4 separate regions of the Mus musculus genome follow, and all the other regions are linked to region 3. A link is a loop called in an ENCODE intact Hi-C map of the cell type or tissue named here. Cell type or tissue: heart. All regions are shown on one strand.

Region 1 (8,000 bases), 250 kb after region 3:
CCACTACCCCCTTCTTTTCTTCTTAGAGAAGGGGAAGACTCCCTTGGGTACCACCCTACCCTGGGACATCAAGTAGTAGCAGGATTAAGTGCATCTCCTCCACTGAGGTCCAACCAGGCAGTCCAGTTAGGGGAAGAGATCCAATGGCAGGCAACAGAATCAAGAGACAGTCTCCCCTCCAATGGTTAGGGCACCCACATGAAGACCAAGCTGCAGATGCTACAAATGTGTAGGGGGCCTAGATCCAGCCCCTGCATGCTCTGTTTCATCTCTGTGAGCCCCCATGGGCTGAGGCTAGTGGACTCTGTAGGTCTTCTTGTGGTGTCCGTGACCCCTCATGCTAGTTCAAGTCTATCCCCCATTCTTCCAACCCAGGATCACCAGCCCAGGGATGACACCACCCATAAATAGGCCCTCCCCCATGAATCACTAAGAACATGCCCTACAGCAGTGGTTCTCAACCTTCCTAATGTGGCAACACTTTACTACAATGCCTCATGTTGTGGTGAGCTCCAACCATAAAATTATTTTTGTTGCTACTCCAAAACTGTAATTTTGCTGCCTTTACAAATCATAATGTAAATATTTGTGTTTTCTGATGGCCTTGGGTGATCCCTGTGAAAGAGTCATTTGACCTCCATAGAGTCACAGCCCACAGGCTTGCCTATGGCCAGATCTTAAGGAGGCATTTTCTCTTGAGGATCCCTCCTCTCTGATAACTCTAGATTGTACCAAGTTGACATAAAACTAGTCAACACATTTTTCTTTGAAATTAAATTTTCACCCTTTAATCCTGAAATTGTTTCTAACCTCCACCACAATAGATGTATTTTTCCTATTTTTTTTTTACTTCAAATGATTGAAACAATTACATTTTACACAAAATGTTTTGTTTGTATATGGCTTTTTTCATTACCATGTTTTTGAGATTCATGTATGAAGCACACATCAGAGCCAATTCTTTTTCTTTGCTGGACAGTGTTGCACAACTATGTAAAAACATGTTTATCTTACTTTGTTTAAGACAGGATCTCTCTATGTAGCCCTGACTGACCTAGAACTTGAAATGTAGACTCAAGTCCACAGAGATCTGCCTGTCTCTGCCTTCTGAGTGCTGGGATTAAAGGTATGTGCCACCAAGCCTGGCATCCTACCTTGCTTTAAAGAAGTATTCTTTAAATCACAAAGTGTTGTATATTTATTGTTAAAAAAGAACTATAGAATCCAAATGATGGAAAATGAACATAAATATCCATTTTACTCTCCAAGATATAACCATTATTATTAATTTATACATCCCTAGTTGAACCTTTGTTCATATTAAGTCGCCCATATTGTATGTACATCATGCAAGCTAACCAGCATTTCCCTTCAGTGTCAAGCTTTATGGCTTAGGTCTAAGCAGAACCTGAGATGTTAAATTGACACAGCCTTTGGTTTTACCTGTGGGATCTTTCTTACATTTAAAGATTAGGGCTAGAGAGGTGACTCAACTACTTACTGCTTTTGCAAGGACCTGGGTTGAGCTCCCAGAACCCATATGGTGCTCATAACCATTTGGAACTGTTGTTCCGGGAAACCAACTCCCTCTTCTGAACTCCTGGGGCAGCCAGCACACACACACACTTGTAGTGCACATACATATATGCAGGTAAAACATTCATTTACAATATTTTAAATCTAAATTTTTTTAAATTCTATGAAATAAAAATTAAAGGTGAGACCTGAATAGTTCTTGGCCTAAATTCAAATGGTTCATAGCATAGAGAATAAAATATCTTCATCTTGTTCCTTCTACCCCATTTTGTTTCCTTTCTTAAAGGAGCTACTGTTAACTACAAACTGTGATGAAGATGATGATAAGGGTCATAAAATGTTAAGCTTATTGTAATGTTTCTTTTAAATTTCATTTAAGCTTCAAGCTTTGTTATCGAGGCAGCACAATCTTTTGACTAGGATCAAGTTATTTTAAACACCAATGATCATGCGAAGGCTGGCTCTGCTGTGAAAGCTCACTATCGATTTTTCAGGGTAATTTTGGAGTAGTTTATGTAGGAGGAAGTAGGGTGCTCTCTGCCTGTCCATCTGTCATAGTGAGTTCAGAAACTCTGTCTTTAATAGACTGTTGTAGATTTCAAAGACAGATGCTCAGTTTCTTTTGACTTTCAAGCTCACATCATTTAAGGATTTAAAAAAAACGCAGCGGTTTTTACTTGGAGTCCCATTTTATGGTCTGGCTTAGAGGATCGGAATCTGTGTCTTTAGATGAAATTATATATGCAAAGCTATTTGGCATACAAAGCTACAGGATTTTGTTTAGGTGATTAGAACGATCACGATAGCCCTAGCCCCACAGTTTTTGAATCTAAAAGTCATTAGTTAGGGACCCAGAGTTCCTGCCCTGGAGGAAGTTCAAGGGATTCCTGGAGATGCTGTTCCTCCTCTGGTACTTGCCTCTAAAGCCAGGAAGTGAATTTCTTACTGGCAACAGTTTGTGATACCTGCATCTCATCCAGTTGCTGCTCCAGGTTCTCTTATGTGGGTGAAGTTCTATAGGAAAGGATCGGAAGACTTAGTTGTATAATAGTAAAACCAGGTACTAACTATGCCAGTGAATTTCCAGCCCTAATTCTGAAGTACTTGAATTGAAAACACTTTCAAAGAAGTGTCTGTCTCCCTTCTTCCATTTCCAACAGAAGTTGTCTACCAGAACCTGAAAGAGAATTCGTGATACTCTCTCAGGAGGCCTGAAGCTTGACAAAGCCCATTCTCTTGTTAGCTTTAAAATCTTGATCAGATCCAGTCACCTGGTGTTTACTGGACTCTCAGGTGCCTGCATTATACAGGTCCATTTCCCACTTTCAGAAAAGGACAAAACACCTAGGCCTGCTTATCCACACATCACGTGACATTGATAGAAACACTAGTCTCCTTTCTTGTATCAATCCAGTAGTAAGTAAGGTCCAACCTTAGTTTGGTGTCGGCAAACTCTTTCAACCTGCCTCCTCTACTTATCAGGTTCTCCCCAAACATATCTGCAGCTTGGGAACTTCTGACCCCAGAGTCAGAGTTAGGAGAGGAGGTGGGGCGGCGTCAGAAGGCGGTGGCGCAGCGGTACCTAGTGGCACCGCCAGGCCACATCCAGTGTACGTGGCACTGACCGTAGACAGACAGGGAGGGGACTGGGCTTTCTCCTCTGGGAGGAGCCTCAAGGCATCCAGCAGAGGAGAGAGATTCCCTGAAAGGATTGGGGAGTGTATTTGGTGAGATCTTATCAGAGTAAACCAGCCAGGCGTTGGCCTTATATCTCACTTTGCATTCTCCCCCTCCGAGCAAAGTCCGCTTTACCGGGCTAGCAGGCGAGAATGGATTGGAGGCGAGGGGAGGTACTCGCCAGCCCGCATGCGCGGAGCCGCAGCGGTCGGACTACATCTCCCAGAGGAGGCTTGGGGAGACCGCCTATCCCGGCGCCATCTTGAAATCTGATGCTTCATCTCCCGGGCTTTGCGTCAGCTCTGAGCCGACTTTACTGTCCCAGAGCCTAGACTGCCCGCCCCGGAGGACGTGGAGGACGAGGCAGCCCGCGGGAGAGACAGCTGTGGGGGCCCTGGCAGCGACCTCGCGCAGCTCGTACCCTGTCACTCAGCATCCCAATCGGTGTTGCGCCCGCGCCCGCCCCCTGCCCGAGGGGCGGGGCTGGTCTTGTGGTACCCAGAGTCTGCGCACGCTGAGGTGTGCCCCTGCCCAGTGAGGACCTGGGACTGGGCCATGCCAGCCCCAGACCATCAAGGTGGGAAGAGGACCGCATCCCAGAGCCGGTGAGCAACCCGCAGCTTTGGCCGCTCCAGAGAAGTTCCGCACCCTCCAGGAGTGAAGATGAAAGAGATTTGCAGGATCTGTGCCCGGGAGCTGTGTGGAAACCAGCGGCGTTGGATCTTTCATACCGCGTCCAAGCTCAACCTCCAGGTTCTGCTTTCGCACGTCCTAGGCAAAGATGTCTCTCGTGATGGCAAAGCCGAGTTTGCTTGTAGCAAGTGCGCTTTCATGCTCGATCGCATCTATCGATTCGATACTGTCATTGCCAGGATCGAAGCCCTTTCTCTTGAGCGCTTACAGAAGCTGCTCCTGGAAAAGGATCGCCTCAAGTTCTGCATTGCCAGTATGTATCGGAAGAATAATGATGACTCTGGCGAGGAGAACAAGGCGGGGAGTGGGACAGTAGACATTTCCGGCTTGCCAGATATGAGGTACGCTGCGCTGCTCCAAGAAGACTTTGCCTATTCGGGATTTGAGTGTTGGGTAGAAAATGAGGATCAGATTAACGACTCACACAGCTGTCATGCTTCCGAAGGGCCCGGAAACCGACCCAGGAGATGTCGCGGTTGTGCAGCTCTGCGGGTTGCGGATTCCGACTATGAAGCCATTTGTAAGGTGCCTCGAAAAGTGGCCCGAAGTATTTCTTATGCCCCCTCTAGCAGGTGGTCTACCAGCATTTGCACTGAAGAACCGGCATTGTCAGAGGTTGGGCCACCAGACTTAGCAAGCACAAAAGTACCCCCGGATGGAGAAAGCATGGAGGAAGGGACACCAGGTTCCTCCGTGGAGTCTCTGGATGCTAGTGTCCAGGCTAGTCCTCCACAACAGAAAGACGAGGAAACGGAGAGAAGTGCGAAAGAACTTGTAAAGTGTGACTACTGTTCTGACGAACAGGCTCCACAGCATTTGTGTAACCACAAACTGGAGCTAGCTCTTAGCATGATTAAAGGTCTTGATTATAAGCCCATTCAGAGTCCCAGAGGGAGCAAGCTTCCTATTCCAGTGAAATCCATCCTACCTGGAGCCAAGCCTGGCCATATCCTGACAAACGGAGTTAGTTCCAGTTTCCTTAACAGGCCTTTGAAACCCCTTTACAGGACGCCTGTGAGCTATCCTTGGGAGATTTCAGACGGACAGGAGCTGTGGGATGATCTCTGTGATGAGTATTTGCCGATCGGGTTCCAGGTATACACAATGGCTACCTATAGTGCTTTTCTCATGAGCCGTCCACAGGTTTCCCATGGTTTGTTTAGCTCCAGGATAGTAAGTGGTCTAGGCTTGAAAAAAATTAATTGTTGAGCTTATTTCAGCTATACTTTTTGCTTATGCACCTTAGTAAATGTGATTTACACTTACATAAATTACTTTTCAGAAGCCTTTTAAACAGTATCAGTTTAACAATTCCTATTGTCAGAATTATATGTAACAAAAGATAAAGGTTCTTTTTCTGCAGAAAGAAGTCTTACTTTTGGCATCGGAAACTGTCCTCCCACACCACCCCTTGATTGTTGCTGGTTTTTGTTTTTAGATTTGTGAATGATATTCTTCCATTGCCTTTCAGTAAGAGAGTTAGAGTTAGGTTCCTGGCAAGTTCACCCTGGAGCTTTAAGCTTTTCATCCCTCAGATGCCTCAAAATGGTTAGCACATAGAGTGGAAACTATTAGCCCATCAGGAAAGCATTAGAAAGAACATCTGGGCAGTGTTTGTTATAATTAATGGTCATCTCAGAGCTAATGGTGACTTGTTCGTGGAAAATACTTAGCGATTCAAATGTTGTCACTCATGAAGTTAAGCTGAAAACTGCACAGACAGCTTTTTCTTCCTTTGTTAAGGAAGGATTCACTCAACCTACTCTCGACTTTCTTAATAACTGGAGAATGGCAGTTCACTTAATTTAAGTTGTTCACATCTACTCAATGAAATACTCACTTCACAGCACCCTTTTAAGTTCAGCTATTTACCGGGACCTGGTACTCCTTCATTTCTAAAGCAACACTAAATGCTAGATTCAGTTAACTTTGTTAAATATCCTGGCACGTTGATTCTGTAGAGGTACCACTCACTGCTAAGGTGGACAGTCTAGAAGTCACTAGGGAAGCTTAGTTCTCAGGCAACAGGGGTCCAGAAACTTACAGTCTGGTAATGAATGAAGTTGAGATTACAATTAAGTGAGATTTTTGAGGCATACTTAGGCTGCATGTAAACTTTGTATACCAATAAGAACTTTAGCAGAAAGTGCAAGAAATGTTTTTAAAGTTTATGCAAAATTATCAGAATCAGCACAGATGAAAGTGTTATCAAAAAGTAAAAAAAAAAAAAAAAAAAAAAAATCAGTACTTTCATTTGTGTGAAATGTTAAGCATTGTATATGCCCAGCACTTGGGTACTTCTTTTTTTACAATGGATCCCCACTGATATGTTTGGCTCAAACAGTGTTTCTGTAACCATACATAGATACTATAAATTGAACACTTATATAAATCTCAATTTAATATCTGAAACTAGGCTAGTCACCATGGGGAACTAATATATTTTCTTCTCTCAATTGTGGCTAATACTGCAGCAAGTTGAAGACCTGAAGATTCCATGGACAACAAGATTTTCCTTACTCCATATTTAATTTAAAAAAATCTTTTGGTAATTTGCCTGGAATCAGCCAGCTTTGGAGTTGGGAAGGATTTTCAAGAACAGCCCTCATTAAGAGTGTTGGAAAGTTTGTTTAAATAAGAGGCTTGCTGAGCCAAAGTTCCCTCACCCGTTTCTGCCAAGACCTTTTCATTCTGTACATTTAATTGCACTGCCTGAAGCGTATCACCTTAACCTATTTTAAATCAAGAACCCACTTTCTGTATCCAAGGATTCCAGGAGGATTTTCGGGGTTTCCATAAAGAAAACTGAATGAGTGTGTAAACCATGATAATTGTACCCTCAGATCAAGTCCCTTTGTTACAGTAACTGTGAAGGTTAGAGCTTTACATCAGTGGGATAGTACCGCTCTGTTGTCACATAACTTCGTTCTTTACTGTGTGAAGTGTACAGCATTGGGAGGTGAGAGAAAAACAGCCCTGAGCTCCAAGAAAGAGTTTTAGTTACTATGTTTTCTCCAATAACTACAGATGCAAGGGAAAATAGTTATACTGTGTTCAAAGTGTGTGAACCAAATACCTATTTTATTCTGGACCTTAATCTAATTGGTTAAATCTGATTGATTTTTAATCTCCTTAAGGGCTGTTATGGTGTTCGGTCAAACCACAGCCAGGTGAAACAAGGGCAGACCGGCTTTTACCAGTTTCTCTGAGCACATGAACAAAGAATAATAAATGTGAGGTTTGGGTAGTTTTCTTTTTTGGCTGGTAGATACAAGAGCCTTAAAAGCAAAAAAAAAATCCTGCAATAGGAAGGAAACCTGGCGGACCGTTCTGTTAGTCATTTTGATTCTTTTGTTTAATCTCCCACTTAACCCTTTGTGTGTGTATTAACTACCAGCCTGAAGATTCTTCCGGAGAGCTTTGCTTCTCTTCCAACCCCACGCCCGCTTCTCCTTCCTTATATTGAGGTAAACAGCAACAGTATATTTGTCTTGCTTACTGATATATGCAAATCACTTATTTGCCTTCTGTGGACTTTACGCTTGAAAGACCCAAAGACCCAGGCTCTTCAGGTTATCTGCAGGAAGGTTTGAGGTCTTGCTGGGTAATAATTTCCTTCTTTATTGTCCAGCTCTGAGATAGAAAAGCTATGATAGGGGGGTGTGGTCCCTTAGTAAACAGCAGTTCACAAAGAGCTCTGAGCTACCAGACTCCTTTGTATCTGAATTCAAAGAGCACACCTTTGCCTCATACCTTACAATGTCAAGGTCTTCTGTTTGGGGACTATGGTGAATTTGTCCCATTTAATACCTTAGTCATTTATTTAGGCGGATCAGACCCTTTGAAAAATGTAGACATTAGATAATAGTTGTAGGCTGGGCCTTTAATTTTATGCTAGCTGATGGTTCTTGTTTGTCTCTGATGATTAACAACAGGATAGAAATGATAGCAGTTTGAGATCTGTGACTCACTATTGTAAGGGAAGGAACATGCCAGGAAAGTGCTGTTAATCAGAGGTAAGAACTCTGCTTTTTAGCCTTGTGCGGCACTGGGCCTGGGCTCTGCTTTCCTTTCCAGATTGATAAAGCGTGCAT
Region 2 (8,000 bases), 210 kb before region 3:
CTCTAGACCACTGCAAAGGTCTTCCACGGTGATGTGGGCAGACTAGAGCTGTTTAAGTGTGTTGACCTTTTCCCAGTCAGATGACTGCGTGGCACTCTTTGTTCTGTTTCATTTGCTCCCTGTAAATCTCCAGGGCTTTCACACTGATTTCAGACAGGTTCCCTGCTCCTTAGTGTTCTTCCTTCCTTCCTTCCTTCCTTTCTTTCTTTCTTTCTTTCTTTCTTTCTTCCTTTCTTCCTTTCTTTCTATCTATCTACCTCTCCCCTTTTCCCCTCTCCCTTCTCTCTTCTCCCTTCTCTCTCTTTCTTCCTCCCTCCCTGTCAACTCCCCCCTCCATCTCTCTCTTTCCCCCCTCCCTTTTCTTTCCTTTGAAACAAAGTCTCATGCAGCCCAGACTGGCCTTGAACTCACAAAGTAGCTGAGGATGACTTTGAACCTCTGACTCTCCTGCCTGTGGCTCCTTGTGCTGAGAGTATAGGCATTGCCATCATTTGATTTTACAAAACAGTGGAGGGTCAAAGCCAGGTTTTCATGCAAGCTAGGCACACCTTCTACCAACTGAGCCTTGCTGCCAGCTCCTTAGCACTGAAGTGCTTTCTTGGCTCCATCTTCTTGCCCTCTCTAGCTACAATCTCCCAGGCACCAGTGCCAGCTGATCTGGAGCACGAGGCTCTTACAGATTTAGCTCTATTGTGTGTGTGAGCAGATCTGTGAGTGAAGGATAATCACTGAGCTAACAAATGGGAAGGAACGCGTATTGGTCATCTTTTTCTCACAGCTGTGACCAGATACCTGACAAATGCAGCTGGAGGAGAAAGGGGTTTATTTGGTTTGTAGCTTGGCGGGATTCGATCCTTCAAAGCAGGAAGGGCAACGCTGCAGGAGCAAGAGGTAGCGGTGGCGGTCATGTTGTATCCGGTCAGCAGCCACAGTCAGATAGATATTGACATTCAACTTATTTTTTTCTTTTTTATTCAACCCAAGACCTCAGCCCATGGCGTATTTTCAATTCGCCTATCTCTTTTGTTTTTCTCCGTGCCTTTGTGCGCTCCTCCTCGATTCTTTCCTCCCCTCTGCTTTTCTCCATCGTTCTTTCTCACCTTAGCCTTGCATTGTTGCAGCTACCGACATGCGCCCCCTGGTGGGAACACTTAGAAATGCTTCCAACTGAGGCCATGCGCCGTTGTGCCTCGGGTTTACCCAGCATTCCTTGGTACCAGGTCCTTCTCTGGGCAGTTTATACTCTAGAACCCACCCTCACCCCCATTATATAGTTCCTGATATTGCCACCACGTCCCAGATGAGGAAACGAGGCAGAAAGAAGTTGTTGCGCCTCACACTCCCACAGCAAATAAGAAAAAGAGAAGCTATGGTCTAGACAGTGTGGCTCTGAGTTGGGACTCTAGCCGGCTTAGTCATGCTCAAGCTATGTTTAAAAAACAAAAACCTGCAAGCCACTCATATTTATTCGGGCTGTCCTACTTAATAGCCAGACTGTCTCAGACAGATGGGAATGGGCACTCGTGGTACGGACAAGAAAACCTGTTAAGGCCACGAGACAGGAGTGGAGTGGGACTTCTGAGGAGCCGCTGCGTTCTCAGCAGCCTAGAGTCTTTTCACATCTCTGCCACAGGTGCCAAGTCTCCTCATTGCTGCACATGGGGTGACAAGAGACAGGTCCTCGCACCAGGCTCTCTATCTTTAGTGGTCTTTCTAATCTCCTAACCTTCGTACAACTCTGACTTCTTGTCTGCACAGTGAACTGATGTACACTTTCCCCACAGGGTTGCCTGGAGAGCTGGTGGGATAATGCATACCTAATGCAAACACAGTGGTTAGCACGCCGCCTAGCACAAAATAATTGCTAAATAAATGACAGCTGGTTAGAACTATAGCTTTCTTGTGTGATACTGGGGACTGGTCTGGTGCATGGTGGGAAAGTCCTGCCACAGAGCTGTAGATCTACAGGCTAGCCCTAGGCTTCTTTTCTTTTCCTTTTCCTTTCCTTTTCTTTTCTTTTCTCTTCTTTTCTCTTTTAAACCTGAAGCAGAGCCTGTTTAAGCTTCCAAGACTGGCCTTGAACTCTGTGTCGCCCAGGCAGGTCAGGGCTCTGAGGTCATGCTGCACTGTTCTCCTGAGTAGCCAAAATTCCAGACATGCAGAACCAGACTCAGCTAGAATTGTAGCTGTGAGAAACCAGCACCATTGTTATGATAACAAGGTGGAGTATTTCTGAAAAATATTAGCCAGTGCAGTTTTCATTGTGTCTAAATGTCTCTCTGTTTCTCTTCATTGAGCCCCACAGGCCAGGGCAAGGAGCCATTGCTCAGACAACAGAGCTATGATGTTGGCCATCAGCCTCCGTTGAAAGAAAAAAAATCAGTTTCTAAGCTCTCCACATCTACTTTAAATGCAAGATTAGACTTTTTTTTTCCACAAGCTTTTGTGCAAATATATATATATGGGATCTGTCCTAAGCACAGTTCTCATGAATGCAGCAATAAACAAAAAGGTTTTCTACAGCTGGGAGGAAGATCTGTCTGGAAAAGAGCCATGGAAGGACCCGTGCTATATGTTTTGGCTCTAGTCTCCTCCTGGGGAGAGACCCAAGGAGATTAGTGAAGTCCTGGGAAGAGGTTGGGAAGTCTTATCTCATTCTCCAGAAGATAGCCAGGGTCAGTGTCAAGCTCTTAAAGGAAGCCAGAGGTCAGGGCAGCCCCCAAGGAGCATACAGACACGGCTGTAAGGCAGCAGGGACTGGGGACAGTTTCCAGTGTTCTCTGCATTCTTGCAGGGTGCAGGGGCAGTGGCTGAATTCCCTGGGTCCTGAGAAATCAGACACAGAGAGCTGGTAGCTGAGACAAGTGTGGAGTCAGGGGCAGAGTATCATACAAGGCCACGTGGAGGGTAGGCCACGGCAAAAACACAGCCTTCAACCGATGCCCCAAAAGCTCCACCTCTCCCCACACTTCCTTGCATTCATTCATCCCCTTGGCAAAGTCCATTCGAGAACTTCTAGGCCTCAGCAGATCTTTTTAGTGGCCTCTTCCCTCGACAGAACTAATGCTCAAACAAGCAACTCTTGTTTCTCAGAGGTCCTGCCTCCTCCAACTCCCAGTGAGGTTGTGGGGTACTGTGGGAGATGACCAAGCTAGGAGCTGGGCATCAGTGTGACTTTTGTCATTCTCAGATTCAACGGAGCATTTATATCAGAGGACCCCACATTGCATCTCTTTCCATCCCGGATAGTCCGTGGTGGTTCTCCTCAACACACTCAAACCTTCTTCATCCTCCTTTCTCTGCTGCAGATTCCACAGTGTCCCTGGCACGCTCCCTGTCCTTGTGCTATGAGTGTACAATAGTCATCTCTCTAACTAGCTTTGCAGGTCCCTGGTAAACAGGACTTTGTAATATGCTCAAACACGAGAACAGTGCATAAATGGTTGGACATTGTGATTATAGCTATGAGCTACAGACAGCCTGAGGCCTGTTGGCTTCTTGAAACAGGCTCTCTATCGCTCACAACAAACTCAAAATCTTTATTCTGCAACCCTTGACTTAAGGGTGGCTTCCAACCGTCTCAGACTGGCTCTTCTCTGACGGCCACCTGATTTTGCATTCTCATCTTGATATGCTTTCCTGGAATGCCTGGGCAGGTGAGTGGATGGCATACTATGTGCACTGTGTACTTACTACCTGTGGCTGCCTTCCAATAACTGACTGAACTTACCGCTCAGGACTTCGGGGCCAGCTACCCAGCTCAGCAGTAAGAGTAGCCGCACGCCTTTGGAAGCCATCTTCCTCTTTCGATGGAGATGATACTTCAATGCTTTGATTTCAAGGCCCTCAGAGCCCGTTCCAGTTTTTTTCTTTTCTTTTCTTCTCTTTTTTCTGGATTCTCCTAGACCTGCAATCTGGAGCAGTGAGAAAGATGCTGGGATTTAGCTACCACGTCAAAATACTGTCAGGTAGATTAGCATTTTACAATGAAGATAATCTCAAGTTTAATGTAGGGATTGCAGACATTGTGGAATTTTATTTTTCCCTGCAAGCCCTCTGGACCAATGCCAGAGTCCTAAGGACAGGGGCAGAAGTGTTGAGCAGTTCCTGAACTACCCAGAGTTCCCGAGTTGTCTCCAGGACAGTCAGCAGAGGGCGACCTGGGCACGTTTTCTCACAGGGGATACTAGGCCTCCTCAAGTCCAGTAAATGAAAGAAAGGGATTCCAACACTGGGATTTTTTTTTTTTTTTTTTAATGTTGAAGGTAAACAGATGGCTCCAATACAGTTACAGATAAGAAAGCATTGGGTTTAGAGGGACTGGGAGTCATTAGCTCATGTCACCAGCTCTGACTCTTAAACCTTGGTTACATCACTTAAAACAAAGAAAAGGAAAAAAAAAAAGAATCTTTGCTGGTCTCCTCTTTCATTATCAAAAAACTTATAAGTCATTAAAACATCAACACAGACCAGGAGATAAGAAGTGATTCATCTCCCAGAGACAAGCAGTTTGGGCAAGAGCCTGCAGAGCCTAGAGTCACCCTGCCTGGTACCAAGCCGGCTACAAAGAACGTTCTTGCAGCCAGGCTCTTTGCCTGCTTTCTCTTCTGTTTGGTGTGAACCCACGTGTTCTGCTGCGTTTGCAGAGGAAGGCCGCTGTCTCCTGGCAGGCTTGCCTGCTCACTCCTTCGTGGGAACTCAAGACTGCTGCCCTCCTACTCCATGATGCTAAAGTTTGTCAGAAAGTGCTTTTTACTCAGTTTGGTATTTAAAAAGACATTTTTGCCCCTATTTAAAAGCTACCAACAAAATGGAGCATAAGTGATATAATTTTTATCTACTTGTAAATTATATAAATAAAAATGATACACTTTTTAACATTTCGTTTGTGATTTATCAGTTCATAGCTTCGTACATTTTTCTACATGTTGGATTTTTTCTTTTTGATGATTTGTGAGACTGCTTTTTGTATATTTATACCTCCTAGTGAAGTTACTAACAGTGTATCTCAGTTCATATTTTCTCTCATTTATGATTTTTTTTCCACTCTGAAGGGGGACAAACAACAGCTGTAGGGGTTCAACATGACACCCAAAAGCTCCACTTCTGTTTGCTTCCTCGAAGTAGTCCCTGCCCCTTTGCCAAGTGCTGAGCTCTGGGCCTCGCTGGATCTCTTCACAGAAGTCATGTTCAGGTTTTTAAAATGCCTTTGTCCTATGCATGCTCTCCTTTATAATCTTTGGAATTTCTATGAGAAACATTAACCACCACTGTGGTATTAGGTTAGTGTAGTCACCCACACACCCTTCCATTCTTAATTATGCTTTCCTACAATTCTAAGCAATAGTTGTTTTCAAAAAACAAAACAAACAAAAAATCTCCAAAAAACAAAACTATGATAAATGAAGAATTCATTGAGTTCTTATTTAACAATGCTTTATGATAAAAGAATAATAATAAAATATCAAATAATTGATGGCTTAGGAGGGCCGATGTAACTAAAATGGAGACTTCTGGAAACTCTAATCTGCAGCCCTGTGAGCACTTTGGTCTGACATTCACAGAGGGGGCACCCCTTCTTTTTCTTTGCTTTTTTATTGTTTTTTAAATTATCATATGAACCTTGACTTATTTATTTATTTATTTTTGCTGAGGAGTTCTTTCAAATGTACCCTGGGATTTCAAAGTCCTTTGAAATGCCAATGGCGCGGCTCAACTATAGGCCTGACTGACTGGAGGAAGGAGGTCCGCATTTCTTCCCTTACTCTGAATGAGTCTTAAACATCTGGTGAGGCCCTAACATCTCGTTTGACCTCCACAATCAGACTGCACTGACAAGTGTCAGTAACAGAACCGCTTTAGGGTCAAACAAACTGACATCCATTGAGAGAGATTCTTCTGTGACGGTCCCTAAGTTTCACAGCGACCAGTTTCACACCACCACGGAACCCACTACTGCTGGACGCCAAAGCCAACTAACTCTCTTTCAACAGAGCAGCAAGAAAACACAGAACCCAGGGCTAAGCAAAGGGCTCAGAAGGTAAAGGGGCTTGCTGTGCAAGCCGGATGACTTACCTGAGTTCCATCCCTGGGACCCACGTGAAGATGAGCTCACAGTGCTCACAGTGCACTGACTCCACAAAGCTCGCCACGCACGCACGCACGCATGCACGCAAGGGTGCATCCCCGCACATCCATTAATAATGATGATTTTGTAAAAATTAACAATTTAAATCAAACATTACTGTAACAAACTCCCCAGCAGGAGCGATGACGCTGTGATTTGTCGTTTCTGACCCACTGGGTAGCTAGCAGAGAATAACAGGCGTTCACAGAAAGCCCCCTGTCCCTGCTACGGCGAAGATTACCTGATTGGAAGCAACACTCCGAGAACCCTGCCTTCTTCAGCTTGAGTGGGCCTACGTTAGAGTCCTGCAGCTCTTATACCTTCTTGTCTCAAGATGTAATCTGTTGAAGTCATGAAGCAATAGTGTTTACCAATAATTAACCTTATCTATAGTTAAAAAAAAAAAAAGCTGTTCAGGTGATAACTTTAAAATGGACACACATTGAGCTTTGTTAAAGCAAGAGCAGGACCCCTCCCTGTGAGCAAACAAAATCTTCTTTCATGTCCACGTTATTAAAATCCACAGTATCCTGTAGTCGGCAAACTGCCGTTTGCTGTCCATCTCTTCCCTTAATGGAGCCTGGTTCTGCTCTTCCTCTCGTTTTTATCTCTTCGTGTTGTAGATGACCTAACGTCCTTCCCTCTCTGGAACGACGTTAGATTTCTATCCTTGCAGAAAAGACTTGACTTTGGGTCACACCTGATGACCAAACAGGACTCTTGTCCCCAAAGTGCTCATTCCCACCTCCCAGCCTGCACCAAGGTCCTTGGAACCCTTCCGGTTGTCTTTATCCTATGGAACTGAAGGTACAGAAGTCATGTTTTAACACAGGCAAATGTGTCCAAGTAGCTTACACTGATAGAATAGTTAACAGCAAATTCTTTCTTAGACCATCAAACAAGATGCTAACCAAAGCCCTGTGGGCAACCTAGGGCAGGCTTCTCCCATGCACAGTTAAGAAGCCCACCGACTAGACCAGGAACACCTGGCTGCTCTTCCAGAGACCTGGATCAGTGCTTAGCACCCACACCAGGTAGCTCACAACCATCTGTAACTCTAGCTCCAGAGGATCTGACACCTCTGGTTCCCACAAGTCATCTGTGCTCAACTGCACCCACACATAGACACACATACCTACACATAATAAAAACCTCGGGGAAAAAGCCTTAACAAAAGAAAATAAAAGAAATCCAATTCCAAGACAGCAGTGACCTGCCTGGTTCTCAAGGCTTGTCAGTGGTATTCAGAGAACCCTGGCCTCAGTCTAATCTAGGTTTGCTTGCTGAATTCACAACCATTTGAAAAAAACGAGCTATTTAGAAAGGACATCAAGGTTTGCTTGTCTGTGCAGAGGGTAAGGGATTGATTTGTGTTCTGGGCGTCGGACGTTGCTCATCGTACATTATAGAAATGGCTCTGTAAGGTCCCTTGTGCCTGAAGGCGGCCATGCAGATGCTTGGGTCTTACTCCGGAGAAGTGCTGTGCCTAGTGTGGTTAACAAGGGAAGTTATGGCTCCCTGCTCCAAGCCTAGTGTTGTTTTCTAGATGCTACTCTGCCTCTGTCATTGGATCTTTCCCACCTTTGTGTAAATTTATGCTAGGGCCTGAGAAACCAATGTCTTCCCAGCTTACCTCCCCCAACACCACATACCCGAGAGAGAGAGAGAGAGAGAGAGAGAGAGAGAGAGAGAGAGAGAGGCAGGTGGTCTGGCTCCTGGCAGTGGCTGGTTGAGGTTTGAGTTCTGTTCCTCTCTCACTATAAAGCACGGGGAATGTGTTGAACCCCTTGGAGTCACAGGCCCCTAATCTGTATATGAAGGAGGGCATTGCTAGGTGATCTTACCTAGTTTAATACACAACACCTTTTCCCTT
Region 3 (8,000 bases):
GCAGAGGCACAATTCTTTCCCTGTAGCATACACTAACAGTAAGCACTCAAGGATGTGTTTCTGTGTACACAAATCCATCTGTACACAAGACAGAAGCAGTATGGACGATACACAAGGCCCTGGACCTGAGGCCTTAAACAAAGAAATTCTAGTCCCAACTCTGCAACCAGCCCTGTGATTGGTGACAAAGTCCATGAGAATGTGAACTACCAAACCATGGGCTCCCCTGCAAGGTCACCAAATCAATTAATAACAGAGCTGGAGGAGATTTCTGGTTTTCTGGCTCCCGGCTTAGTGGCTTGTCCCAATTACTACATATACAGTGGACCGGTGCAGAGGGAAAGTGCCAGACGGGGGACATTCTTGTTTTCAAGGTGTGTTTGGAAAGCAAGAGAAGACAGGAGCAGGAGGATCCAGAAAGTTCAGGAGTGGAGGGGACAGATCAGTGAGACATCCGGACAGACATCAAGAAAGAAAACAGATACAGTCTGTAAATACAGCACAAGAATGCATTCCTATCCAGATCATGCCTTAGAGGGCACACACACACACACACACACACACAATCACACACACACACACACCTGGAAAAGTTTATAAAGAATCCAAAATTTATATGTATATATAACATTTGAAGAAGAATCCGTGGCAGAGGGGGTAGAGGTATCACTCACACATGAAGCCTTTTTAGAAGCAGTTGTGCACAAGAAGGATCCAATCACAGTCTACAGCTTTCATGTTAGCAATTTCTGAATTCTTTAAGAGTCAAAAGGGTTAACTGCTGGAATGGCTGGTTAAAGCTGGGTTCACTGTGGAAACTATTAAAATCTAAAAGGCAAGATCTCATACACCTCTTGAAGGCAGAATTAATCTGTGATTGTCCCACTCGGTCAATTTGTCAAAATCTTTTGTAAGCCTTATTTAAAAAAAATAATAATACAGATTCTCAGGCCTCCTGTGTCAGGACACCAGGGTGCTGAGTGGAGGTCTGCTGCAGCCAGGACATGGAAGGGGCAGGGAGGAGGGTCACCAGGAATGGAAGAGTGGGAACTACATCAATGCAAATTCTGTGGGCAAAATAAAATTTCTGTGGGTGTGATATTTTTAAAATGTATTATAAGGTTTCTCTCAAGCATCCAAGCATATCCCACTGCGCTTAAACATTCTTTAAAGGTCCTGAAATCAGTGACAGGCCAGGTGAGCCAAGGCTGCCCTTCTGGGCAACACAAATCCACAGAGGAGGCAGAAAAGAGATGCCAAACACCATAAAACAAGAGATTCTGCAACCAACCACTCCCCCCTCCCTCCAAGAAAGAAAAACGGGAAATAGTTATAGGGTGAATTTTATCTCCACCCTAAAGGAAAAAAAAAAAAAACTTGTTCTTTTTATAGTAGGGATTCAACTGAGAAAGTGTCTAGGTGACAGCAAAACCAGGGAGTCACTCCCACCGCAGAGCCAAAAGCAAGCCAGAAGTAAGGGGAGTAAGGGGTGGTCCAGAGAATTGTTCAGAAGCTCACACAGATGGGTTGACAGCTCCTTGCCTTAGGAACCAGTGATGTTCAAATTAACAACTGGCCACGAGCCAAACACGGGAACACTCAAAACTTAGGGAGGGAGAGTTATAATTGGTACCTTGGCAAATACACCATAATAGATTAGGAAGCTTCCCTGCTAGACCCTGGGAAGATTTAAGATTTGCAACAACAACTAGCTCTTTAATCTCTTTCATGAGAATAGTTTAGCATCTAAAGAACACCTGTCCAAAACCCAAAATGCCTACATTTGAGCTGGACTGACACTCAGTGTGACGCCCCAACCGATATCGGTGACAGCGAGGGCCTGCATTAGCAGAAGTGGGGGCATCAGTTCAGCGCACTGGGGTTCAACATGGGAGAAAGCCCGTGTGCCAGCCTCATCCCATCTCTGTTGCCAGCGTTAGCACTTGTGAGTCACTTTACGTACTAGTCCCCGAAGTACTCAAGAGAAAAATAGTTAGGCTTTGAATCCTATTCCATATGGGAAAAGACACAGGTCATGAAGACTAAAGTTACTTTACTATGTAAAACAAGTCGTGGGGGACCAAGCACTTTCATCCTCAGAAAAAAAACCACACTAATCATACAGCTCTTTACACTAAGTCTACACTGAGGGCTAACAGCTTCACTCAAAGAAAAGGGGCAAGGCAAGAATGCCATCGTTGAGTTTTGAGGAAAACTTTCGGGAACCATTCAATCCTGAATTCAATCCTGGTCCACTTCTGAAAACCTACAGACCCAGCAATGTATGACATTCTAATTTTCCAGAAAGTATCTGGTTGATGCTGGACAGCCCAGCACTGTTTGCAGGTGATAAATAATCGAGTCTTCCTCAAAGCATCTGCGATTGGCATGTCAGCTGCCTGTTACAATGAACAAAGACCATACTTTTCTGAAACTCATCCCTTCTCTGAGGAAATGTACTAGAGTTTTTCTGGTAAAAGTTAATTGTTCTTGAGTAAAGGGGGACCCTACCAGTTCAACAAACCAGTACAAGACATAGCCCCACTGGAAGCACAGACTTCAAACCAGTACAAGACATAGCCCCACTGGAAGCACAGACTTCAAACCAGTACAAGACATAGCCCCACTGGAAGCACAGACTTCGAACCAGTACAAGACATAGCCCCACTGGAAGCACAGACTTCAAACCAGTACAAGACATAGCCCCATTGGAAGCACAGACCAAACCGCTGCTCCTGCCCTGAAACAACTTTTCTGAACATCTTTTAAGTGCTACGGGTTTAATATACATTCTTTTAATTAATCCTATTAGCTGGGTAATTTCATCCCCATTTTATTGGTGAGTTAATACAGAAGATTTGAATCCAGGATTACAGAGCTGGACTCCAAAGCCGAAGTTCTTTCCATACAACATTCCAAAGAAATGTAAAATCTAAAGATGTGGGTGGAGTGGGTAAAATATGATCCGATTTCCTTTCCTGGCTCCCACCAAGTTAGCGAGGGGGCACGGAATATCCCACCATAACAAGCCTTTCTAAGCAAGCACTTCGGATCAAGCAACGTCTCCACTTTTCCTCGCCTGCCCCTGCCCCACCCCCAACGGTGCCAAAAGAGCAGCAAGCTGCTGCCAGGTTGGAGGAGTTGGGGATCGTCACACCACATTCCTGGGGCTGGACGCACACTGGAACCGCAGCAGAGCTCCGCGCCTCGGAAAGAATAACAGCAGTTGAGATTTTCAATCATGTGGCTCAGCACGCTGCCACACCAGTTCCCCCACTGCTGCCTCCACCTATCCAAGACCTAAGCCCCACGCCCAACTCCTCCTCCGGACAAACCGACCGATCCGGGTGTCAAAAGCTGGGAACGCCGCAAGCCCCCGCCGCCCTCCCGACCACACTCGCACCTCGGCCCGCGAGCTGCTCGCCCGAGACCCCGCTAACGCGGAACCCGGGACGCTACGCGTTGCCAAGACTCGAGGCCCGGACGAGGCAGTTTGGAAGACGCAGTCCCCGTAGCGCAGAGACAGAGAGGGATGGTCTCCCGGGCGCCCGGTACTCACCGTGCGCGGGGCCCGCGCCGCACAGCCAGAGCCACAGCAGCGCCCGCAGCGCGGCGGGACGCAGAGCGGGCATCTTCGGGGCCGCAGCCAGAGCAGATCCGCATGGGGAGCGGGTCCCGACCAGGAGCCCGGCTCTCGCGTGCTCTACCCTGCCCCCGCGGCTCGCTGAGTCCTGGAGCTCCCGCTGCGCCGCCCCTGCACTCCGCGCAGCCAGGCCGCCGCCCGAAGTTTGGCTGAAAGTTTCTGGCTGCGCCGCGCGGCTGGGCGGCCCGCGTGTCCTTCCGCCTCGGCCTCCTCCCACCGCGAGGCTCCGCCCCCGTCGCCGCCGCGCGCCCAGGGGTTTCCCGCAGAAAGAAGCGCCGGTCCTCTGCGCGCGGAGGGATCTGAGTGAGCAGCACCCCGTACTCCGCCCGCTCGACCGCCGAGCCCGCCCATGAGCTCGGAAAGGGGGGCGGCTGAAGCGCCCAACATCAAACACTAGGGTTTACCCGGGTCCTGAACTTGTAGAGAGAGGCAGACCTCATGCCCCACACACCCACCCACACACTTCTTGGCTGGTTAGAGGAATGAGGGAGAGCAAAAACGAGACTGTCAACGGAAGGCAGAGGGCAAAGGCGCCAAAGTACTCTTAAGAGGACATTCCTTAAGATGCTCTGGGCATTTCGTTCATTCATCCGTCCATCCACCCACCCATCCTTGGTTCTTTTAGTGAACTTCGTGTAGCAAGGTGCTTGGGACACTGGAATCGTCCGCTCTAGGGTCTAGAAGAATTTAGGGGAGGCTTTCAAGAGACAGCAGGAGCTTGAAACTCTAGTCAAAGGTGTAGAAAATAGAAAGAAGAACCAGGAATACTCTTTATAACCTATTAATAGCTGCGAGTGAAGAGTAACCTAAATGCCCCACCCTTAGGGACTAGATGAATAATGCATAATTATAAGTGCAATACAATTGAAAATACCATCTTCATATACGTCAGCCGTAAAACCAAAATGATGATGAAAACACGAATCGCAGAGCGAGACTCTAAGAATGCCATTTACATATAAATGTTTCCAAACAACACTGAACATTGTATGGACGTTTGTGTGCATAGTTTTTAAAAGATAAAGCTATTACACTAACAATTTCCAAAGTGGGAGAGTGGAGGGTGTGATCTGTCTTAGGAATAAATGCATTTGTAGAACGAAATTGGCAACTACGAGGAATTGCATAAGTAACACAGGACTGTTTGTATTTCTGTCTTGACTACACGGGGAAGTCTTTATGGCCCAGGATCATGGCCTTCATCACTAGTGCCTATCAATTAGTAGATGGTGACCTAGAATGCAGAATACCGTTCAGCAAGTGCAAATGGGTGTGAACATTAAAACTGCAGTTTAATAAGCACTATAGAGTCTGAGGAAATGGATCAGCGGGAAAGAGTGCTTGCTGTGCAAGCACGGGGACCTGAGTTCAAATCTCCAACACTCACAGTGAAAGCCAGGTTTGACTATGCACATGCCTCAAACAGCTGTAGGGAGTAGAGTTAAATGAATCTCTGGGGCTAATTAGCAGGTAGCCCAGTTCCAGGTTCAGTAAGAGATCCCCCCCCCCCCAACCAGGGAATAAGTTAGAGAGTAATAGAACAGGATATCTGATGTCCTCTGACCTCCACACACATGAATATATACATACACATATACAGCATATATCATACATATATACCATATATCACACACATACAGCATATGTCACACACATATACCTTATACCAAACACAAATAATAATATACCACATACACATATACATTACCTTGGGAAAGAGAAGCTAGTACTTACTGCAAACGGTCACATTGGGACCCTAGAAGCTCTTTTCAAAAAGTAGCATAATTGAGGACTAGAGAGATAGCTCAGTGGTTGCTGTTCTTGTAGAGAACCTGGGTTCAATCCCCAGCACCCACATCCCACATGGTGCTTCACGTCTATCCGCAACTCCAGTTCCAAGGGATCCACTTCCCTCTCCTGGGCTCCACAGGCACCAGGCATGCACATGATGGACAGAGATACACGCAGGCAAAGCTCCCATACACATAAAATAAAACCAAATTTAAATTTAAAAATAGTATAGTTAGTGAAAATCACTAGGCAATTTCTGCTTGTGCCATGTGTTTAAAGAAGAGTAATAACATTAACTTTCATTTGTTCACCCATGGTGTTACCAGTCTAATCTCTACTCACGTAAGAGGGTAAATCGTGAGTTGCCGATACAAACTTTAAATTGACCTACAAAGATCAGATTTCTCACAACCAACATGCATACAAAAGAGAGTAAAGGTGCTCACCCCTGAGGCACAGCTCCAGAAGTGGCTGTAGCTGTGTTCCTCAGGGTGACAGCTTTAAAGACAATAACCTTCAGGGCTGGGGAAACAGTCCAGTGGGTTTAACCCGAGCTTGCTCTCCCCTACCATAACAGGCAGAGGGGTGGGGAAAATGGTTTAGCAGTTAAAAGCTAAGTCTGCTCTTCCAGAGAACCAGAGTTTGGTTCCCAGCACCCATGTCAAGTGGCCCGTGACCTCGTATAACTCCAGTTCCAGGAGATCTAATAGTTCTGGCTTCACAGGCACCCACATATATGTGCACAATGCCCACCATACACAGAGACAGACAGACAGACACACACATACAAAATCTTGACCAAGAAAAAAAAAAAAAGCCAAAGCCAAGTATTAAGGAGGCAGAGACTAGCTGGCCCTTGGAGCTTGTTGGCAACCAATCTAACATAATTGATGAACTCTAGACCAATGAGAGACCTTGTCTCAAAAGAGATGGCAGTCCAGATAATAATACCCAACTTTAACTTCTGGCTTCTATACACATGCACATATATGTATGCATACCCGCAGATACATCTGTGTGTGTGTGTGTGTGTGTGTATGTACACGTGTGCATGTTCCTGTGTACATTAAAGAATAGAAAGTATTACATGATGTGAAACTTCTGTTGAATTGTTGGAGTGTTAAACTCACTGTGTGTGTGTTCTAGTAAGCACTAGATAAATAATGCAGAAATATTATAAATAAAAGAAAGAATAAGAAGGTGCTCATAAAAAGCGTTATAATCCAGTCAAGAGTGTTACAGGTTCAGCCTGGAATTCGTCAGGGAATGTAAAGTGAATTACATATTCTAGCTAGCCAGTATAAAAGATACAAAATCCTGGTATTTTATTTTCAAGCTGTAAACCTAAATTGGACAAGTTTGGAACTATTATAATTTATGTTCCAGCCACATGTCCCTTGTCACTTGCTATTTTGTTCTTGCCTGGGTTATTCTCAGGGTCCATTTCTCCTTGTTGTGCTCAAGATTCATCCAGCCTCGAGGTGACCTTCTCCTCCCTCCCTCTTTTCCTTTCTCCTTCCCCTGGTCTCTCCTGAAACCTCTCACTAGATCATCAAGTCCTGCCTTTCCCTCTCTGTCTGCCCATCACAGGTTGTAGCCTTTTATTAACCAATTAACTTGAAATTGGGGAGCAAGCAAAGGCTGATGTATGTGAGAATTCTCTTGTTGGGGGGCAACCAGCTCTTAGGGTACAGAATATAGCATTTGTATACACAGCACCAGACCAACTATCATCAAGGGAAAGCTTCAGGAAGAGGCCGATAAGTAAACTAAAAGTCAGAGAATTAAATGATCAATCAGATGAAGAAATAGCCAATCAGGTGAGCAGGGACTTATTGCGTTTAGAGGCTTACTTCTGCCACAGGGACAGGGCAGGGTCTGTGAAAGCAGATAATCAAGAAGATCAAAGTTTGTCCATGAACTGGGGAGACAGCAACTTAAACAGGAGCTGTGGGAGTGCTGGACATGTGGGCGTGGCTTTTGGGATTAGCAACTGCTCAAAGGAGAGAGCAAGAGTAACATCAAGGAATCAGCAATGGCCTCAATACCTTGGGGCAGGAAGACACCATTCCTAGATAAAGGCTAGCAAAAGGAAGAGAAAGGTGGTTCGATAGAGGAGATAAAGTAGGCAAGAAATCAGCATAGCTCTAAGGGGAAACTGTGTTCGGGACTTACAGCAGTTATGGCCTTTTGAAAGAGCCGGATGTAGCCTGGCTGATTCACAAGTGTGGCCTTGCACTCTTGCAACTGGTCTCTTCCCTGGGTGAAGCCTGAATATCACTGTCTGCATCTGTTTTCCTGCTGCCAGAGTGGCTTGTGGTAGCATCTCAAACCCTGAACCAGAGCCTGAAGAGGTGGAAGTCTCCAACCTGCCTACAAAGCTAAGCCCCAGATAGACTGAGCACTGTAACTAGACTGGGGATGGCTCTTCTCCTAAGAACATAGTTCCTCATTAGAGCAAGTCCTTCTTCTAAGCCAGATTGGCAGGGACACCTGGAGGTCGGGGCTGGGGGGAGTCCTACAACCAGTCAGAGCAGCTGCAGATCCTTGGTGAGCCATAGCTTCA
Region 4 (8,000 bases), 87 kb before region 3:
TTCTAAATAGGTATTCATTAAATAAAATGAATGATCCACTTGTGACTCTCTGAAAGACAATGAGAGAAGTAAGCATCCCACAACTGAGGTGTAACTTGATCCATGTCCCACCTCTTCCTAAAAAGGGTCCAAGGAGGTCTTTCCTCCCTTTTATTGTTTAAACTTATTTTTTAAATTATTATTTTTCAAATGGGTGGTGTGGGTGTGTACATGTTGAAGTCAGGGGACAACTTTTGGGAGTAGGTTCCCTCCTTGCTCCCCGAGGTCTGGGAGTCGAATTCATGTTTTTAGGGGTGTGCGGCAGGTGTTAGTACCCACTGAGCACCTCAGCACCCTCCTGTCCCTTAAACATGAGATCTAGGACTTAAACCTCACTGCTGTGAAGTCACGCTCCACAGAAGCAGGCTAGAAACGTCTGGAGCATCTCCAACAGGAGGCAACGTTCCTACGAGGAAAAGGCAGCTCAGCAGAGTCCACACCTACAACAGACATCAGCTCTGCACCACTATGGGAACAGAGTGTGCTTTCCTGAGACCTGAGAGAAATCAGAGGCACAAGGCCTACATGCTAAAAACCTGTTTCTAACTTATGCTCTGACATTACTCATGACTTTGAGAGTCTGCCTGCCTATATGTATGCATGCGAACTCTGTGTGTGTGTGTGTGTGTGTGTGTGTGTGTGTGTGTGATGCCCACAGAGGCCACAAGAGGGTGTCAGATTCCCTGAGACTGGAGTTACAGATGGTTGGAACCTGCTATGTGGGTGCTGAGAACCAAGCCCAGGTCCTCTGCGTGAGCAGCAAATGCTCTTGCTCCAGCCCTCTCTCCCTATAGCTTCTATCTCAGAATCACATAAGGAAGAGGTTTCCTTTTTGAATAGTTTAAGGCTTTCTCCATATTGATGAGCCATGCATCTGCACAGCAAGTGTGCTGTAGTCATTCAGCTCAATAAAGCCCATTCCCATGTGAGAAATATGGTCCAAGACCCAGAAATGTGTTACCAAAGTTTCTCAGAATACAGAATCAGATCATGCAGGGAGCACCTTCCTAGAGAGACACAGCCAACTCTCAAGGACATCTGTATCTACACTGCACAAAGGTTGGACTCAGAGACACAGAGACCCTGTAGAGAGCCTCAGTGAAGAACAGCTTTCTTCTAGAATTCTCCTATTCCCAAGGTACCAGGGAAGCAAGCTAGAAGCTCACTGCTGCCCAAACCCTTTCCATAAACACACAGACACCAGCTGAACATGTGGGCAGAACTACTGTGTGGTGACAATGAGCCAGGGGCTACAGGTAAGGACTGTAAGAGCAGCAGGAGGTCTGCAGCAGTAGGAGGTCTGCAGCGAAAGCATGAGCCAGCCCCTGGCTGTTAGAGGAGGGCAGCACCCTTTATGCTCTACCTCCGAGCAGCTAGGGGAAGACAGTCGCCTTGCCCACAGAGGGGCCTCAAAGGGATGGGAGGGGCTGACACTTACCTGTGGCACACTGGCATTCATAGCCATTCGGGTGATCGATGCACTTGGCCCCATTCAGGCAGGGAGTACTGGAGCAGTCATCAATGTCGATCTGGCACACTGGTCCTGTGAAGCCTGGAAGAGGCACCGAGGTGACACATATCAGAGACTGACCCATCTTCCTTTACTGAAACAGTGGTTGAATCACTGGCAGAGTGTATGCCAAGGGGTCACCAAGGCAAAGCTCGGAGGTCAGAGGTACTGGGGTTCTACCCCTGACTCTCAGGTCCATCTCCAGGGAAAGCAAGAGGAACTGAGACACTACTGAAGATGGAGTCTCAAACCAGTAACTGTATCCCCAGACTGAAAGGATCTTCTCTTTGGAGATTAAGTAGAAAAGCCACCGTCCACAGCAGACAGCTGGCAGGCCTTCAACATCAGCAGAGGCACAGGACCTTGGAAAAAAATCTGATGTGTGGTGCCGGCCTGGACTTAATGGAATAAAATGTCTTGGGATTTAGGAATATGACTCATGAGGAAAAAATAAAATCCTGCGCTTCTGTGAGGTGTGAGCACTCTGAAATATACACACAGACAGGGAGGTCAGGGGCCGTTCGAGAACAGACTTGGACTTCAGGCCACAAAAGTCTTGGAAGACATGCTGGCTGAAACAGTTCCCCACCTCAGCATACACAAAGTCTCTTCCCAAGTAGCCACTTTAATGACTTCCTCATGCTCGGCCCACACGCACTCGCTCCCCCTCCCCTTCCTGTGGTTGGCTGGCTTGGGGTTTTGGAGAGCACAGGGGCAGGTGGCAGGCGCTTACCAGGGGGACACAGACACTGGAAGCGGTTGACTTTGTCCACACACTGCCCGTTGTTCACACACGGGTTGCTCTGGCATTCATTTACCTCCAGCTCACAATGCACACCTTTGAAACCTGCACAAATGGACCACACATGCGGTTCAGACAGAAATAAAGGGGCATTCCAGCCAAGGAAGCAAAAATGTGCAGAGAGAGCTAAAAACCTCCGCAAGCATGAGCAGCTCTCCAAAGAAAGCGAGTCTTCACTATGATAGAGTAGTCGCTGTAGTGGACAAAACATAGATGCCGTAAGACATTTTTGCCAATGTGAGGAAGAGGCAGGGTTGGTATGGTACAGGTGTGAAATCCCCTCCCAGGCTCGTGTGCTTGAACACCCAGTCCCAGCTGGTGGCGGCGAGGACAGCTGTGGGAGAGAGACGGGGCCTAGATGGTAGACTGGCAATGGGACCTTAGGACAATAGCTTTGCTTTTGTTTCTGTTATCTCTGCTTCCCAACCCACCAAAATATGAGGAGCTGCAGCCACATGCCCTGCCCCATGTCTTCCTCTGCCACGATGGACTGACTTGCCTGTGGGACTTTAATTCGTTCTGTCAGGTACATCACCACAGCGACAAGAAAAAAGGCCAATGCAAGGGTACACCCCAGGACACAGCATGCAAACCAAGACTCCCACATTTTGGATAACTTCTAGTTTCTGGACCCCTTCCCCACTGCCTTCCTAAGACCAACTGAAGTGGTGCAACTTGGGGTGCCGGTCAGGACTAGGGGGAGCTCCTGCCGAGGCTATAGCGCTGGCTTCAGTCATTAACAGAACAGCTGACCTGTGCTGTCACGTCGTCGTTCTGTTTTTGTCCACTGAGGAGTCGCTCCAGAACACAACTGAGCTAGGGGCTCATTCTGGGTAAGCAGCAGATGCCTGCATTAAGTGTGGCTAACGACTAGCTCTGTAAGTGAGATGGGATGGCACACGGGATCCTTCAGAGCATCAGGACACTCCATGTTTAGAGGGTTCCGGTGGGAAACGGCTCCGGAGGCTTCCCACTGTGTGAAGCTGGAGCCTGAGGTGGAGCTCCTGTCTGACTTGGTCTGCTCTGCTCTGACCACCCCAGTTGTCTCCTACTTTCTCTGCAATCATGGGGCTTGCAGGGGTCCCGGGCTCAGCTCTCTTAGTCAGCTGGGGAACCCCGCGCTGGCTCAGTGCATGGAGTCAGTGAGTCCTGTCAGCAGCTGACCAGCCCTCCTTACCTGGCATGCACAGACAGGTGAAGCCTCCGATCTTATCCAGGCAGGTGGCGTCGTTCTGGCAGGGGTCTGAATGACACTCGTTGATGTCCATCTCACAGCGAGGCCCTGCGTAGCCCTTCAGACACTCACAGTGGAAGGCGCCATCTGTATTCACACACTTTCCTGCATGCTCACAAGGGTTACTGTTGGCTGTAACACATAAGAACCAGTTACCAGGACCGAGCGCTTGCCAGAGTTCCCACAAAGACAGATAACACAGGGCAGTCAGGAATCTACAACCCAAGGCCCCACTTTAAACAAGATCACTCTGTTTTCAGGTTTATTTGTTAACTTATAAGAAGAAATGACAAGAGTGGTCTCCAAATGTGTGCTGTTTTTTTAAACTCTTACTGAGGTAGGACTTTATATTCATTTTATTTATTTATTTTTAGCTATGTGCATGTATATATGTCTGAAACCAGAAAATGAGGTCATATTCCCTGGAGCTGGAGTTGCACGGAATTGTGAGCTGCCTGATGTGGGTGCTAGGAATTGAACTTGGATCCTCTACAAACGTAGTACATAATTAACAGCTGAGCCATCATCCCAGCTCAGGAGCGTCTATTAATAATCAAGTCTAGACTTGCCGTTGCACTGAATTCCCAGAATGCATGTACAGTAAAGGTTGATTGTAAATTACGTGTGTAGAACAGGAAACAGAAATTCAGGTTTGGGTGTAGCAGTCGCTAACGTACAGAACACTCCCGCTGCAGCACTTTCTGAGCCGACACGACACACCTCCAAGTCTAGAAGAGATGCCAGACACTCACCCATAGCACACTCATCCACGTCTTCTGTGCAGTCAGCGCCCTTGTAGCCCTGTGGGCAGGTGCAAATGTACTGCCCGTTCAGGGGGTTGGTGTCACACAGCGCCCCCTTGTGACAAGGGTTGCTGATACAGGCATCATCCAGATGGCACAGGAGACCTGTCTCAGGGTAGAGCGAGAGAAAACACACACACACACACAAAATCTCTCTTAGAGAAATGCTTTTTCTTGTCAAAAGCAGAACCAAACAAACCAATTAAGACCCAGAGGCAACATTGCCTTCACCTGATTCTACACTAGGGACATGCCACAGCCCTCAGCTGCCGCTGACAACCTGGGCATAGGTGAGCACTCTGGGCCAGAGCTCTCAGGGCCGGGCATGTATTTGTGGAGGAACACGGGAAAATGGAGCTATCCTGTGGAGAGTACCAGCATTAGCAAACAAAAATTGCAGGTGTCCAGTTAAATCTGGATTTCTGGTAAGTGTTCATGTAAGTATGTGTCAAATACTCCGTGCTTCCAGAGTTTGACCCAGCATCTTCCTTCTCCAGTGTCACACTCCCTAGTGAGCACGGCTCGCTGGCATCTCACGAGCCTCAGAGCTGAGCACCACCTGTCTGTTCTCCAGCACCCAAGGAATCACATCAGCACATTCCTGGATCAGGTGCCAGGGGGAGGGGGGTGGGGACCTGCCAAGTGCCCAGGCATGAGGAAGCCAAGCAGGGAGGCATCAGGCTCCCTGCTCTGCAGAGTTCTGGTGGGAACCGGATTTTCCAGTCTGCAATTGGCCAAGACTTCTTCCACAAAGCTAGAGGTGTGGCTTTGGGAAAGGCAGAAACACAAGGATGTCTCAAGACTGCCAGGTACAGGTTTCTTGACTGAGCTATCTTCTTCTAGTGGGTTTGCCTGCAGTGCTCCGCCACTCCTAAAACTAGATGCTGTCCAGAAAACAAGGTGACCTGTGCCCTCTAAAGAGTTCTTCCTAAGAGACTCCTAGAGGCACACTCTTCTGAATAAATGGGTATTTCATTTAAACTGTCTCCCTGAGTCCACGGATTGGCCATCTAGTCTGGATTTCTCCGGCCAGAGTCTTGGGGAATTCTACTGGAACAGAATGTCTAGGGAAGATGACTGCCCTTTACTACCAGACTGCATTCCAGAATGGTCCTCAGAGGTGCCACAGGGAAGAGAAGGCCAGAGTGTGCACACTCCGGCCTCCGCCACCTCTAGCTCAGCTGTGCTGTTGGTCTTACCCGCCTTTCCCTCCGGACACAGGCAGGAGAAGGAGGCCACGCGGTCAATGCAGGTGGACCCTGGCGTGCAGGAAGCATAGGCACAGTCATCGATATTCTCGCTGCAGTCATCTCCGCTCCAGCCGTTCACACACACGCAGCCATAGCCTCCGTTTCGGTTGGTGCAGGTGCCTCCATTCTGACAAGCGTTGGGCTGCAACAGACACTCGTCCACATCTTCTGTGCAGAACTGCCCTGTGGGGGGAAAGATGCTGGGTTAGGACCCTTAGGTCATAAATGACTGGCACCCTAACAGCCCTTCACTGAGCTGCCTGAGCCTGATGTAAATGGTACCTACAGCAATCTGTGTCCTCTTATGAAATTTAAGGTGACCCTGAGTTATCCAAATAACACTTATCAGAACAGAAATGGCCTTTCTCGAAGCTCTGGCAACATGAAAACCTATCCAACTAGCCAAACTCTGTAGGTGCCTTGTCTTAGCCAATTTCTTGGGCCAAGAAATAGAAAAGTAGGGCTAGAGAGGCTGCTCAGGCATTCAGAGCACTCACTGCGCTCTCTGAGAGACCAGGGTTTGATCCCAGCACCCACTTCACAGCTGTGTGTAACTCAGTTCCAGGGAGTCTGATGCCCTCTTCTGGCTGGCCTCTGAGGGTTTACATGTGGTGCACAGACATACATGCAAACATACACATAAAAAGAGAGGAAAGAAGGAAGGAGGGAGGGAAGGAAGGAAGAAGGAAAGGAGAGAGGAAGGAAAGAATGCAAGCAGGTAAGCAATTGAAAGTGGACAGAGCAAGGAGAGACATGGATGGTGCTTGTGTCAGTGCCCTGGCTTCCACACGGTACACACACCTCACATAGCAAAGACCACTAGGAAAGGGTCCCCGGTATCTCTCATGAATTCTCCCAAAACAGACTATAACAATTTTAAAAGTGTGGATGAGCAAGAATAAACAAAAGCCTCCATAAAGTACAGATGTGAAAGAAAAAGCCACAAAGAATGAAAATGGAGCACAGCGTCTCACCCCAGGGACACGGTCCACCCAAGTGTCTCACCCCAGGGGCACGGTCCACCCAGATGTTTCACCCCAGGGGCACGGTCCACCCAGGTGTCTCACCCCAGGGGCACAGTCCACCCAAGTGTCTCACCCAAGGGGCACAGTTCACCCAAGTGTCTCACCCCAGGGGCACGGTCCACCCAATGCCACAGGAGCTGAGTGAGGCCCACTGTGTCGTCCGACAGAGCACTGAAGGACCACTGCTGGGTATGTGCTCCTACAGATGAGCTATGAGTGCTGGCTACCATGGGGACTGAACTGCTGGAAGGGTCCTGGGCACAGAAAGAGGGGATGTTTTGTGCTCCTTACAACAAGGAGTTCATGATCCACAAAAGCAGTTTGGTCTCAGACCACCTGGATTATAAACAAATTAATAAGCAGGTCTTCTTGGAACTATTTTAAAACCAGCTTTTTCTTCAAAGGCTATTAAAATTAGACTATCTAAATTCTCTAAACCATAACAAATTCTAAAACCAAACAACAACAAAAAGTCATTCATTCCCCCTTTGTAAGTAAATAAATAAACCGTCAATGATCAATTGAAGGGGCATTCTGATTAGGAATCTACTTATGAAAAAAAAAGCATAGACTGCTTGAATTTTAAAAATACTAAAGCCAGTTGGTCCTGGTGGCACAGGCCTTTAATTCCACCACTTGGGAGGCAGAGGCAGGCAGATTTCTGGGAGTTTGAGGCCAGCCTGGTCCACAAAGCGAGCCCAGGACAGCCAGGGCTATTACACAGAGAAACCCTGTCTCCAAAGCTAATTTATTAATTTATTAGATTAATTTTAATGAATTAAAAAATACTAAAGCTCCCCACAGTCCCCGGAATACCTCCTAAGTCATATATCTACAGAAGGCCCATACTGTGCCCAGCTGTGGCCGCTTCCCTTCATGCTTGTGCTAAATGAGTCTGACCACCCACACTTCAGCCTGGTTTGGCCTTCAGCCTCTCTACTATAGAAGCAATATAACTGTCACTTGCTTAGTTACATATTCTTCTCCTGCTCCCTCGCTGCAAACAATCTGTCTGGGGCTTCTGTGTCGTTGCAGCAGAGGCCATTACCTTGCCTGACAGGATAGATGTGGATGTTTGGGGTCTCCCCTAAGAGACCTTCCTGTTCCTCCCCTTGCTTCACTTGCAGGGCCTCTGAGAGAATGCATATGACTACCATGATCTAGCCCTACTGCTGGATGCAGGATGGCATCCAATCCAAGTTACATCACTGTGTCTCTTTCCATTATTGGACTGAAACCACCCTGCCACAGGACTGACTGGCTAAGGCTGGTCTGCAGGGAAATGGTAAAGTGTAGAGCAAAGTAGACTATCATCACAGCACTAAGACTACTGGCTC

The links. Hi-C counts contacts between places; a loop is a spot of excess contacts. Peaks named below come from ENCODE experiments on the same cell type or tissue, not always from the same donor. Only the 100,000 strongest peaks of a DNase experiment are listed, where the experiment ranks them.
Region 1: a loop joins it to region 3, with 4 times the contacts of the local background. A loop is called at or near these places in 5 of 42 quality-filtered maps.
Region 2: a loop joins it to region 3, with 11 times the contacts of the local background. A loop is called at or near these places in 4 of 42 quality-filtered maps.
Region 4: a loop joins it to region 3, with 1.9 times the contacts of the local background. A loop is called at or near these places in 5 of 42 quality-filtered maps.

Annotation. Positions count from the first base shown.
Region 1 is chr3:97,763,475-97,771,474 of GRCm38, reverse strand. The region is part of intron 8 of Pde4dip (phosphodiesterase 4D interacting protein (myomegalin)); the gene reads left to right. Among named protein-coding and RNA genes, the nearest start is that of Gm46816, 20 kb to the right of the region's middle. In heart, a CTCF peak has its summit at 3,121; DNase peaks (open chromatin) are centred at 3,454 and 4,384; H3K4me3 peaks cover 2,481 bases; H3K27ac peaks cover 1,874 bases.
Region 2 is chr3:98,220,571-98,228,570 of GRCm38, reverse strand. Reg4 (regenerating islet-derived family, member 4) reads right to left here and starts at 6,415. Exons shown (of 6, transcript NM_026328.2): 1 at 6,369-6,415; 2 at 3,731-3,914. The coding sequence starts at 3,797. In heart, CTCF peaks have their summits at 1,139 (motif pointing left) and 4,142 (motif pointing right); DNase peaks (open chromatin) are centred at 1,170, 4,120 and 4,610; H3K27ac peaks cover 330 bases; H3K27me3 peaks cover 655 bases.
Region 3 is chr3:98,009,331-98,017,330 of GRCm38, reverse strand. Notch2 (notch 2) reads right to left here and starts at 3,793. Exons shown (of 34, transcript NM_010928.2): 1 at 3,560-3,793. The coding sequence starts at 3,632. In heart, no CTCF peak of the experiment used is centred here; DNase peaks (open chromatin) are centred at 1,610, 3,250 and 3,880; H3K4me3 peaks cover 2,300 bases; H3K27ac peaks cover 1,564 bases; H3K27me3 peaks cover 188 bases.
Region 4 is chr3:98,095,917-98,103,916 of GRCm38, reverse strand. It overlaps Notch2 (notch 2), which reads right to left. Exons shown (of 34, transcript NM_010928.2): 6 at 5,588-5,821; 7 at 4,338-4,493; 8 at 3,529-3,717; 9 at 2,283-2,396; 10 at 1,478-1,591. Among named protein-coding and RNA genes, the nearest start is that of Adam30, 61 kb to the left of the region's middle. In heart, a CTCF peak has its summit at 4,441 (motif pointing left); DNase peaks (open chromatin) are centred at 2,200 and 6,736; H3K27ac peaks cover 560 bases.